Linked DNA regions of Mus musculus: region 1 is linked to region 2. A link is a contact called in ENCODE Hi-C or POLR2A ChIA-PET data. All regions are on one chromosome and are shown on one strand. Each heading gives the region's core, a stretch centred on a gene start or an enhancer-like site at or near the end of the contact. The rest is flanking DNA. Distances are from core to core; before and after follow the strand shown.

Evidence for each region. A loop is a pair of places that touch in the nucleus more often than their neighbours do. ChIA-PET counts read pairs that join two places held with the same protein, here RNA polymerase II (POLR2A).
Region 1: a map of heart shows a loop between it and region 2 (2.1-fold over the local background). The contact joins the promoter of Ppme1 here to the promoter of Pold3 in region 2. A Hi-C loop is called at or near these places in 1 of 37 maps with a recorded cell type or tissue (heart). POLR2A ChIA-PET finds 5 or more read pairs at or near these places in 1 of 5 experiments (Patski).

Annotation. Positions count from the first base shown.
Region 1 is chr7:100,370,527-100,377,048 of GRCm38, forward strand. Ppme1 (protein phosphatase methylesterase 1) reads right to left here and starts at 1,370. Exons shown (of 14, transcript NM_028292.2): 1 at 1,197-1,370. The coding sequence starts at 1,297. C2cd3 (C2 calcium-dependent domain containing 3) reads left to right here and starts at 1,707. Exons shown (of 33, transcript NM_001017985.3): 1 at 1,707-1,970; 2 at 3,738-4,007. The coding sequence starts at 1,916.
Region 2 is chr7:100,117,096-100,123,313 of GRCm38, forward strand. Pold3 (polymerase (DNA-directed), delta 3, accessory subunit) reads right to left here and starts at 4,405. Exons shown (of 12, transcript NM_133692.2): 1 at 4,269-4,405; 2 at 2,579-2,634. The coding sequence starts at 4,328.

The sequences.
Region 1 (6,522 bases), core at 120-2,619, 250 kb after region 2:
CTTTTCTCTTTACCATCAGTAGTCCTCCAAATAGCCCAATGACTATCCAGTTCTCTCTGCCTTCCAGCAGCTCTTACTAGGATGTTCAACTATCACGATTTCTCCAGCAGGCAAGCATCCTATAACTATAAATGACACAGCCTGTCAGGGATCTAAATTTCTAAAGTTTCTTTCATTAGCTCAGCTTTTATATTGGGAGTGTAGCTCAGTGATGTGGCATTTATCTAGTTCTGGGTTCCAGCCTCAACACCACAAAAATTAATAAATGTTTCTAACCCACACACATAAGCACACACACACACTCAAGCCCTACTCCCTTTCCAGCAAACCATTTACTCCCATTTTATTGTTAAGTGGTTACTCCCAGTGCTTCACTAAGTCTAATTCTTAGACCAATAGATAGTTTCCCTCAGGTCCCATTTGCTTGGCAAAACAAAACAATTGACAAAATCTTCTTTGGTTTTCAGATTTTACCTCTCCAGTGCTTCCATTTAACAAATCCTACTCGAAATTATTTCTCAGTCTCTGGGATATCAGTGGTCACTGTTCCAAACTCAGCTGTCTTCCTCATCACACCCCCCCTATTTCCCTAGCCTCTGGGCTCACTCCCTTGATAACAGTCCCCTAGCCATGTTCTCTGTCTTTCCTTAGGCCTATTCTCCAAGTTTTCTGATTCACCCCCTCATTCTCTGAACTTGACTCTTACACTTCTGGAAACTTTCTCTAGAACCTTCTACTCCCTAGTCTTTGCCTCAGATGTTTTCTATAACCCTCAGGTAAAAACCTTCTTACTCCTGGCTCACTTACTTGATTCCCCAAACCCGTCAACTTTTCTCTCAGTCATTCCCTATTCCCCTCAACGATGCCAGATTTCTCCTCATCTCACTGATTCACTCTTTCTCCCAGACTCATCACTTCTAGAGTTGATTCCCGTCATCCCTTAGATTATCCTTTCATTTTCTCAACCTTGTCCTTATTCCCCTTCTCCAACAATGTTATCAGTCCTCCAGTGGACTACTCCCTTAGCGCCTCACCTAGTCCCCAAATCTACCTTCTACTCTATCTAAACACCTCCAGGCCAAGGCCAGCATTTCCTCCAATTCACAGCGTCCCTTCCCGTGGCACTCTGAATGCCCAGACACCAATCTCCAATGGCCTGGGCCTGGTCTCCTGGGAGAGTGGTACAAGTCACGTACCCCATCCGCATCTTGGCTCCGCTCTGACTGCCCCCGCTGCCGGGTAGAGGAGGGCGAGAAGGTAGGCGGCCGAGGTGCATGCTTTTTTCAAGGGCCGACATCAAAGGGAGGCCGCACGTCGACAACAGTGGCCCAAGGTCCGTCCCACGATACGTGCAGTACAACCGGTCACAGCTCTCTCCTCTAACGACGCCCAGTCGCCTTTGGACAGCAACCAGCCACCGGCAGCGCCGCCTACCGCCCACTGGCTCAGTAAGCCCCGCCCCCTCGCCGCAGCGCTTCCACCGGAAGTGCGCAACAGCCTTCGCACAAAGGAAACTGGGTAACGGAGTCTGCGGATCTCTCAGACTCCTATCAGAGAACTCGACAACCCTAGCAGGAAGAGACCTCTTGAAGGCAATGCATGCTGGACAATGAAGTCCTCAAATAGTGTATCAATTTGCGCTTGCGCAGATGCAGGTGCCCTGGTCCAACTTGGCCAAGGTAGGGAAGCAAAGCATCATGGGTGTTGTAGTCCATTTGCAGGGGCTCTAATTGGCGCCTTCTTTTGGCACCGCTTTCCGGGAACTGTTGGTGAAAGAGTGTTTCTTCCTGCGTCCCAGGCTTCCCAGCGGCGCCCGTTGCCGGGGAACGCAGGCGCCGTGGGAAGGGATGGCGGGAGCGTACAGCTTAGGAGCTGGCACCTGCGTTGAATTTGTGACGAAGGGCCCAGGCTCGGGATGAAACAACGGAAAGGCCAAGGGCCTGGGGGCGGCCGTGGGCGCAAAAAGAGAGGTAACTTTATTTCTTTAAGGTTGAGAAAAGCATAAAAGGGCTAAAGAATTCTAAGGAGACTTCCACCCGCTCCGGTTAAACAAAACAAAACAAAACAAAAGAGGACGGAAGAGAGACTAACTAGGGAACCAGAAAGTTAAGAGAATTTTTTTTTTTTTTAAAGAATGGAAAGGAAGTAGCGCCTGAGGGTCGATAAATGAGGCAAGTGAGGATTAATAGATACGGATAGGAGAACAACAAAATTAAACGTGCTCTTTTTACGACAGGGATACACGTATGTGTGTTAGAGGTATTCGGAGTAGGGGGAAGGGACATAACTCTGTCCGGAAAAACCTTAGATGGTGAAAGGGTGTGTGATAGAGGACATCGTGAAACCTGTAACCCAAGCTTACTCAAAAAGCAAATAAAACCACTTATATATATATATACCCTTCTACTTCTCTGATTTTTTCCTTGGGAAGCGATTGCGCTTCATAAGAATATACTGAGATCTCATCAGGAATCAATACAAGGAGTTTTTTCAACTAAAACAGTTTGTGTCCTGTAGCATGAAGAAAAAGATCTACCATAAAGCGCAGGGATAATTCGTTGAAATGGAAACATATGTGCATATATGGACTGCTCCTCACTTAGAATGACTTGAATCCAACTTAAATCCTCTTAGTTATCCAGCTCCTATAAGGGGGCCCTATGAACCCCAGGCTGGCCTTGAACTTGATCCGCCTGCAGAAAAACTCTTGGTTTTTTTTGTTTTGTTTGTTTGTTTGTTTGTTTTGTTTTTAAGTCTTCTCTAAATCTTTCAGAAAAGGTACTGACTGAAAGGAAAGCCAGAGTTGTAACTGATCGCTTCATTTACATATTATTCATCACCTTTCTGAACTCTAGTAAGATTTGACGTTAACATTTTGAACCCAGAACCAAAGGTAGCAGCAAACCTAAAAATGTTAGTCTCTGTCCTTGACTGTATGGTCTTGACAGCAAAGACAATTTAAGAGTGAGATAAAGAGCCTGCTGTGGTGGGCTAGCCTTTAAGCCCAGTACTTGGGAGGCAGAGGCAGGCAGATCTTTGTGAGTTCAAGGCCAGCCTGGTCTACAAATCAAATCTAGGCCAGCCAGAGCGGGTTACACTGAGGATCCCTGTCTCAAAACAAACAAACAGAACAAAAAAAGAGTGAGGTTAAGAATAATGTATCTTCTCCATTATTTTATTTATTCATTTTACATCCCAGTTGCTGCCCCCTCTACCGACCTCACAGAGTCCCTCTCCCACGATAACGTATCTTAACTGTGGTCAACTATGGATTTACAACAGTATTAAACAAAACTTCCAACTACGGAGATTTTAAAATCTGTCCACTGGTTTTATTGTCTTTATGCTTTTCAAATAATATCTTTCAATTAAAGAAAAGTTTGGATTAACATAAGTGACCAGGTAGGTTATTTTATGGCCTGTTTTTCTAGTTACTTCTCAGTTCTGTTAGGAAAAGCCTTCTCTGTCGACACTGAGTTTTATTTTTCATTCAAAGAATATATAGGGTATATAGACCTTATCCCAGCTCTCAGGAGGAAGAGGCAGGTGGATCTCTGCGAGTTTGAGGCCAGGCAGTTTTAAGTAAGTGAATTCCAGACAAGCCAGGATTACCTAGTAAGATGTCTAAAAAAAAGAAAAAAAAAAAAAAAGAAAGAAAGAAAAAGAAAAAAAAAGCAGAAAATTCTGTTTTCCATAGTTGGACCAGATTTTGACTGAGTGTGTTGTATTCCTCGTAGGTTTGAGTGACATTTCACCGTCTACAAGCCTGCCACCTCTGGTTGAAGGGCAGTTACGCTGCTTTCTCAAACTCACTATTAATAAGGTTGTATGGAAGATTGCGAAGCCTCCTACTTCTGTACTTGTCCGAGTAAGGTGGTGGGGAGAAACATCCGATGGAACCCTCTTTTGTCCCAGAGATGCATTACAGACTGAGCCAAAAGCTGTGAGAACAACTACCCGTTACGGGATTCGCTGTGGTCCAAAGCAGTTTACCTCGTATCTGACAGGTATGGCTTTGTTGTATTGTCTTAACTGCAAACCTGACTTGAAACGTGCTTGTTGTCAGCAGCCCATCAATTAAACAGACACCATCTTTAAACTGTCTTTCCTGCCAAGAACATACAGTCAAGGACAGAGACTAACATCTTTTGATTTTCCCACCACTTTTTAGAGCTGGGTTCATAATAACTTTGAATCTCACCAGATTTCAGAAGGATGGTAAATCAAAAGGTAAATGGTATTTATTTGTAAAACTTGAACCCTCAAAGGAGGAGGATTAGCAAGTCAGTAAGAAAAAAAAATGTCTCTTTTAATACAGGAATCAACACTCATGCATTTGTCAGTACATCCTGTGAGATAACTATACATCATATGAACATTCAAGTTGGCATGAGAACTGTAGGATTTAGGGAAAGTAACTTTACATTTCTGACCTATCTCCTCACCTGTAAAATGAGATCAGATGCCTGCTCTTTGACCTTTGGGTGTTTCCTGAAGAAGCAGCATGCTTGAGTTGAAAGAAACACAGCTGAAGTCTAGACAGTTACGTTTGAACTCTAACTTCAGACCTGGATTGTTGTGTGATGGATGCTAGGAGGTGGTGTTTGTTGTTGTTGTTTCGAGACAGGGTTTCTCTATATAACTCTGGCTATACTGGAACTCACTCTGTAGACCATGCTGGTCTAGAACTCAGAGATCCCCCTGCCTCTGCCTCTGTCTCTGCCTTTCAGTTGTTGGAATTAAGATAAGCACCACCACCATCAGACTAGTTTCTTAAGGTCACAGCGTCTCAGTTTCCTGTTATGAGGAGTATGCCCTTACTAGGAGTTACCATGGAACTTGATTGGAAAAAAGTAAAGTAATAGGTTCACTACCAGCTACATTGTAGGTGTAAGGTCTACACAGATAATTATTTAAGGCACGAAGTAATAAAGGGTTTTTTTGTTTGTTTTTTTCTCTTTTTGGTTTTTCTAGACAGGGTTTCTCTGTATATCCCTGGCTGTCCTGGAACTCACTCTGTAGACCAATCTGGCCTCGAACTCAGAAATCTGCCTGCTTTTGCCTCCCAAGTGCTGGGATTAAAAGCGTGTGCCACCACTGCCTGGCAGTAATAAAGTTTTAAGTTATTATCCCTACCAAGAAGTCATGTAAAGATTAGTTGAAAAAAGAAGAACTGACACAACACATTAATGAATGATGGCAGACAGGGTGTGAGTGAATATATAATTACCCCATACATAGAGAATTTTGACTATTTTAGGTTGTCAGTAAGGGGGGATCTTGTAAGTTATTGGGAAACCAGAATCCTATTTTACCCTTGCTACTTTACATTGAAGAAGCCATTTCATCTTTCTGGGCTTTAATTTTCCCATCAGTAATTTGAAGGAGTCTAACAAAAAATAATATGCCAATGCCCAAATTTTATTTTCTAGTTAGGAAAGACGCTGTTTAGACAGAACACAGAGAGTGTGAACCTTACAAGAAATGAGCCGGCTGTCAACAGAACCATGACGTGTTTTCTATAAAATAGTCAAAATGGGCTGGTAAGGTGCCTCAGAGGGCAAAGGCACTTGCCACCAGAGTTGGAGCCAAAGGTCCCACATAGTAGAGGAAGAGACCCACTCCAACACTCAGTCCTCTGAGGGCCATTTATATTCGGTGGCAGTGTCCCCTCCAACAAATGAATAAGTGAAATAGGAAAAAGAAAAGAAAATGGAGAGCCAAGTGCTCTGTAATCCTTCCCTGAGAGTGTGCACTGTAGCTGAGAACTTGGGAGAAGTGTGCCTGTTTCTGAGTCTGTGTGGGCAGAATCCTTGTTCTTCTCTACACCCCTTTCTTTTTTATTTTTATTTTTTTTTATTAGGTATTTTCCTCATTTACATTTCCAATGCTATCCCAAAAGTCCCCCATACCCTCCCTCCCACTCCCCTACCCACCCACTCCCCTACCCCCCCCACTCCCACCTTTTGGCCCGGGTGTTCCCCTGTACTAGGGCATATAAAGTTTGCAAGTCCAATGGGCCTCTCTTTCCAGTGATGGCCGACTAGGCCATCTTTTGATACATATGCAGCTAGAGTCAAGAGCTCCGGGGTACTGGTTAGTTCATAATGTTATTCCACCTATAGGGTTGCAGATCCCTTTAGCTCCTCCATTGGGGGCCCTGTGATCCATCCAATAGCTGACTGTGAGCATCCACTTCTGTGTTTGCTAGGCCCCGGCGTAGTTAACTAGAGACAGCTATATCTGGGTCCTATCAGCACAATCTTGCTAGTGTATGCAATGGTGTCAGTGTTTGGAGGCTGATTATGGGGTGGATCCCTGGATATGGCAGTCTCTAGATGGTCCATCCTTTCGTCACAGCTCCAAACTTTGTCTCTGTAACTCCTTCCATGGGTGTTTTGTTCCCAATTCTAAGAAGGGGAAAAGTCTACACCCCTTTCTTATATATCACACTCAAGATGCAAAAGGTAGACTGAGGAGTAGTTAATAGAACTACATGGAACAGGGAGCCCAGGGTGGAAG
Region 2 (6,218 bases), core at 3,155-5,654:
AACTCAAATAAAGCCAAACCAGTCAGACGTGTACCCTGTTGCTATGGCTCAAAGAAAGCTCCTACTACAAATAAAAATCTGATTTCCCAGAAGCAGGACAAACCAAAGAAGGGATTTAACCCATACGTGTGTCCTCAAATGATTAAGTGATTAAGTAATTCCTCCTCCTCTTTGGACAACATTCTGCACCTTTGTAGATCAATATTCTAACATTAAAAGTTGTTGGCCGGGCGTGGTGGCACACACCTATAATCCCAGCACTTGGGAGGCAGAGGCAGGCAAACTTCTTGAGTTTGAGGCCAGCCTGGTCTAAAGAGTGAGTTCCAGGACAGCCAGGGCTACACAGAGAAACCCTGTCTCAAAAAACAAAAGCAAAAACAAACAAAAAAGTTGTCATTTCTCTTTTGGCCTCAAATTAGATCCGATCTAACAAAAGAAATAAAAAGGTGTGGCAGAATGCAAGAAGGGCGGTCTCTAGCCGCCCCGAGCACTTGATTTACTTTCACTCAAACACTCTCCTATCTTTATCATACTTAATTAGTGCATGCTTGTGTACATACATGCAACAGCTCAAGGGTGTCGAGCAGAAGACCACCTCTGAGAGTCTGTCCCTGTCCCCTTTCCAAGTCCCCAGAATTGAATTCAGGTCATCAGGCTCAAGAGCAAGCACCTTTGCCTCCTTGAGCCGTCTCACTGGCTCTAGTCCTCACACCGTATACTATCAGGCAGCTAATGTCAAACAGCTGTTGACTAAATCGCCATTCGCTTCCGTCAACTCCGACCGACATACTTAGGAACAGGGAACCTGAGCTGAGGAACTGCGTCCATTGGATGGGGCTGTGTGTGTATCTGTAGGGCATTTTTCCCATTAATTTATTTATTCACTTTTATTCACATTTATTCTGGATTGCAGCTCCACCCCTACACACAGATTCCCCTCCCCTTCTCCTCTGAAAAGGGAGAAGCCTCCCCACGCCCCCCTATTACCCCACTTTGGCACGTGGAGTCACTGAAGGGCTAGGCACATCCTATCCCCCTTAAGGCCAGACAAGGTGCTGCTCAGTTAGGGAAATGGGATCTACAGGCAGTCAACAGATTTAGGGACACCCCCTGCTCCAGTTGTTGGGGGTAGGGCCTTTTCTCAATTGCTAATTGCTATAGGAGGGCCCAGCCCAGCATGAGCAGTATCCTAGGCAAATGGTTCTGAGGTGTCTACGGAAGGTAACTGAACAAGCCAGAAGCCAATATGCTGCGCTCCTTCATGGTCTCCACTTCAGCTCCTGCCTCTAGGTTCTTGCCTCGGAAGACAAATAAACCATTTCCTTCTCACATGGGCTTTAGTCAGTGTTTTATCACAGCAACAGGAACTATTATGAAAATATGGGCCAAAGTTAGGGCTAACAAACACATGTGGAAACATAAAGATCTAAGACAACAAACATATGACTCTAAGCCATAACTGAGACTGGTTAGCCCGTTTAATAAACTGGATAGCCTTGTGTTGCTGTGATAAAGGTCATCACAAAAGCAGCCTGCGGAGGAAAGAGTTTATTGGGTGTACAGAGGGATAAGAGGCCACCATGGAAAGTGGGGTGTCAGGCAAGAGTAGCTGAGTAGGAAGCTGAGAGCTCCCATCTTCAAATGCAAGCACAAGCAATAAATCAGAGAAAGTAACCATGAAGTGGAGGAAGGCCATAAACAACCAAGCCTGCCTCCAGCACCTCCAGTGCCTCCAGCAAGGCTGCACCTGCTAAACCTCCCAGGAAGGTGCCACCAACTGGGGACCAAGAGGTCAAATATCTAGGGGGACTCATTCTCATTCAAATCACTACAAAATTGGCTGCAAACTATCACAACACATTTGCATACGAGTCCACTGATCTACGGGAAAAACAGGGCTGGGGAAAAACTCACTGGGTCAAAGGCCCACCAGCAAGCATGAGGACCGGAGGTCGGATCCCCAGAACCCAAGCAAGCAAAGCTGGGTAAGTAGCATATTCCTGTATTTCCAGATCTCCTGTGGGGAGAGGGAGGCAGAGACCAAAGTATCCTCAGAAGCTTGCAGGCCAACCAGTGTGCTGTACACAGCAGAGAATAACAAGAGACCCCCACCTCAAACCGGTCAGAAAGGCAGGAATGAAACCAAGACGGTCCTCTGACCTTGCCCTGTGCCCTGTAGCCTGTGTGCATACACATTTACATACATGAACACACACAGTTCAAAAGACAGACAAAAGTAGTCAAAAGGCAGAGAAAGTAATATTCTTTCCTATTGACCCAGGTAGAAAGTCAGTTCTAACCTAAGAGTTAGTTCTATGAGAATTAAAACAAAGTGAACGTTTTCTTTAAGGGGCTGGCCACTGGGAGTCTGACCATGTCCCATGACTATACAGGCAACTCAGATTGGACTCATTTGTGTGTGTGTTGGACCTGGAAGGACTGGGAAATGAGTGTGAGTGGGGTGCATGATGTGAAAATTCCAAATAAACAATAAAAAGATGATGCTGAAAATAATAAATAAAAACAAAGTGAAAGAAAAATTCCAATATTATTAAAATTAGCAGTCAAATGAACTTACTGTTTGGCCTGGTTAACATGAACCCCTAGTGTATAGCTTAGCCACTTGTAAGTCACCTGAAACAAAAAACAATTTTTAAGGTTTTATTAGCTGATTCCAGAGTACAGATAAGTGCCAAGAGCCTGTTCCTAGGGACTCTTATTCTCGGATGGCTGTGTCCTGTAAACTACAGCAGATACCAACAAGAAAAAAACCATATGACAAGTAAGGCCAGGGTACTTACCTTACAAACACTAAGATGCTTCACAGACTGATCAATGCAAAAGAATCTACAAAGGTGGGTCAGAGAGATGGGCAGTGGGGAAAGGCACTTGCTACCACACCCTTAAGAACCTGGGTTTGGCCGGGCGGTGGTGGCACACGCCTTTAATCCCAGCATTTAGGAGGCTGAGGCAGGAGGATTTCTGAGTTCAAGGCCAGCCTGGTCTACAGAGTGAGTTCCCAGGACAGCCAAGGTTATACAGAGAAACCATGTCTCGAAAAACAAACAAACAAAAAGAGCCTGGGTTTGATTTGTTGGATTCGTACGGTGGAATGAGAGAACTGGTCCTCTGACATCCATAATTGTGACATAGCACAATTATGTGTGTGTGTGTGTGTGTGCGCGCGCGCACGCGCATGACACTAAACATAATAAGAAAAGTCTTAAGAGTCTACAAAGCCAAGCCAAAGATTATTTAGCTCAAACTCCTTGTCTTACTTAAAAGCTCTCTGACCCTCTTGTCTTTAAGAAGCTACCTAAAACTATCCTAAAATTTATCTAAAACCTAGCATTACTTGAAAGCACATAACCCAGGAACTTCTCAGTAAATTTGCAACTATTCAAATGTTAAGAGGAACAGGTGGTGTGGGAATCAAAAAAAAAAAAAAAGAGAGAGAGAAAAATGGATAAATGTAGTATGGGGTAATTTCAAGAACTAGGGGCATCGAGCCTCCATCCTTCCCTGACCCGGTATGTCTGTTGTTTCTTCCAAAGCTAAACGATGCACTCCCAATAAGAGGACTAATAAAGATTGGTCAGAGGCAGAGTGGCAGACAGAGGCAGAGGGGAAAGAGACAGACCTGGGATTCAAGAATTTATCTATCCAGCCCTAATGGCCCTTGACGCGTTTATACACGTCATTTGACCCTTGGCTAAATCCCACTTCTAGGGATAACACAAAAGCCTGGAGGACCCGGGAGGTGTGAGTCGGTGTACCAAACTGTGTCCATGGGCTCACAGCAGCAAAGGTCCATCACACCCAAGTCTCTTCATTTTTACGCTAGCCCGAGGAGGTGGGTCAAGCTGCTTTCAATATTTAAATTTCCAGGAAGAGGAAACTGTCTCTGGTGGGTAAAGCACCAGGCAGTCGCCTATGAAAGTCGGCCAGTCTCAACTGTCTTGAGGGGCCACCACCCGACAGAGCAGGGAAAGGAAGCCTCACGAACCCCGCTGGCTTCCCAGGCTCCACGCCCCCGGACCTCACAATCCCGCCCAAGGCCCCGGGGCTTGGGCGCGCGCCAGAAGCTCTGCCCGCAGGGCGTGTCTCCCTACGCGGGTTTCGCGGTGACCAGTGGCCACCTCAGCCGGTCCCCGAGAAGCCACAGGCACCGGGGGTCGCGACCCCTCGCCGACCGGGCAGGCCCAGTCCCCCGCACACCCGCCTCGCACGGCCCCGCCTTCCCCACCCCCGTGGTCCTAGCTCCTCACGATCTTGTTCTGGTCCGTGACGAACTCGTCTATGTTTTCTAGATACAGCTGTTCCGCCATGGTGGTGCGGCTTCGAGCCCCGCGCTCAACCCGCCCCAGCCGTAGCTCCCGCCGGCGGGAAACAGCTTCGCTCACTCTCGGGTCACAGGTCGTCTCCCAGGGCAACCAAGGCGCCGCGCTACGGCGGCGGGTGAGGGCCAAACTAGTGAGAGGCCAGCCAGGGCTGATGTAGGGGGAAGTTGGAGCGAGACCGACCGGAAGTGAGGCGCGAGCCCGTGGTTGTCGGTGTGCACCTGAGAACGTTGCGATTTCTCTGCTACCACAAGTAGACTGACTCATAACCTTATATTTCACCGCTGGGGGCGGGGGAGTGCTGTGGCCAAGAGTACACATGGAGCCTACATTGTAAAGGAGAGGGAGGAGGGGGAAGAGGGGGAGGAGGGGTGGCTTAAAAGAGTTGGTGTCAGGCGTGGTGGTGCAAAAGCAAGCAGATCTTTGTGAGCTGAAGACCACCCTGTTCTACCCATGGAGCTCCAACCTAGCCAGAGCTACCAAGTAAGAGTCACTAGATTAGGGACATGATCTTTGGGTCAACCAGGAGTTTCCCGGAAGATGTGAAAAGACTGGGGAAAAGAGCAGACGAGAAATCAAATCATTCTATTTGGCTGGAGTTATAAGTGAGACGATACACATAAAACCTTCAAGCTGTGCTCACCACGATCACACTAATAATAGCTGGTAACTGTGTTGTTACACGACAAACATATTGAGCAAGTGCTTTGAAAATGAAATTTCATTTAGTCTCATAGAAACCCAGCAAATGCATTGTGTGGTTTTCATAGAGAATCATAACAGATGCCTGTAAATAAACCCAAGATCATGTCAAAGAGATTACAGTTGTGTCTACAAATACACTGAAAGGTTTTAGGGTCAAAAACAAATCAGAGAAGAGTATCCCTTGGAATTTTCCCTCCCACGAATTAAGAGATGAAGAAAGTCTTTTAGTTTCATGTATATTCCCCAGATATATCACAATTACTTACTTACTGAGTAACTAGCATGTGGTGGGCATCTCTAGCAGTGACCCTAATCCTCAAGTAGTCTTGTTAGATTTTATTATCCCTTTATACACACACACACATACAAAAGATGAGGTCCCATCATTTCAAACCACCTTCATGTTGTTCATGGGAAGAGTGACTAGGAAACAACTGCAAGGACTTTGAGACAGGGTTTGTGTAAACAAAAACTATTTTAAGTATGATCTTGGGGCCAATGAGATAGCTCAGTGGGTAAAGTGCTTGCAGCACAGACCTGATGACCTGAGTTCAGTCCCAGGGAGCCACATAAAGATGGCAGGAGAGAACTGATTCCTTGGAGTCATCCTTTGGTCTCCACACACCATGGTACATGCAGGCCCATGTATATGCACAAAATAATTAATAAATAAAAATTCAAACTTACTGTATTCATAATGTCAGAACACCCACGTGTAATAGACTCTCAGCAAATGAATTTTGCTTGAAGTTTGGTTACAATGAAGGCATTGAGAGCTAAGTGAAAATACTGCTGAGAAAGAAGTAGAGCTCTGATGTGCCCACTGTGACTTACCATCACTGAATGGGCAGGGGCCATGTTAGACTTTGTATTTAAATATTCTCGTGTAATCTCGTCAACAATCTAGGATGTAAATATTACCTGTATACTAATATATAGATGTCAGATAACTTGAGTCTTTATCTCAGTTTTATAGAAACTGTCCAGAGTTAGGTAGTTTGCTCCAAGCCACATACATAGCAAGTATGTTTCCGTCCAGGTATGCTAAAATAATCGCCCACCGTCTCAAAGCTGGGCTTGCTTTGGTGGTAGCATTGGGCTGCCTTTTGTTCTCATCTTGGTTTTTTTGAGGTTTGGGTTTTTTCTTGTCTTCCAACTGTTTAACTTTTTACA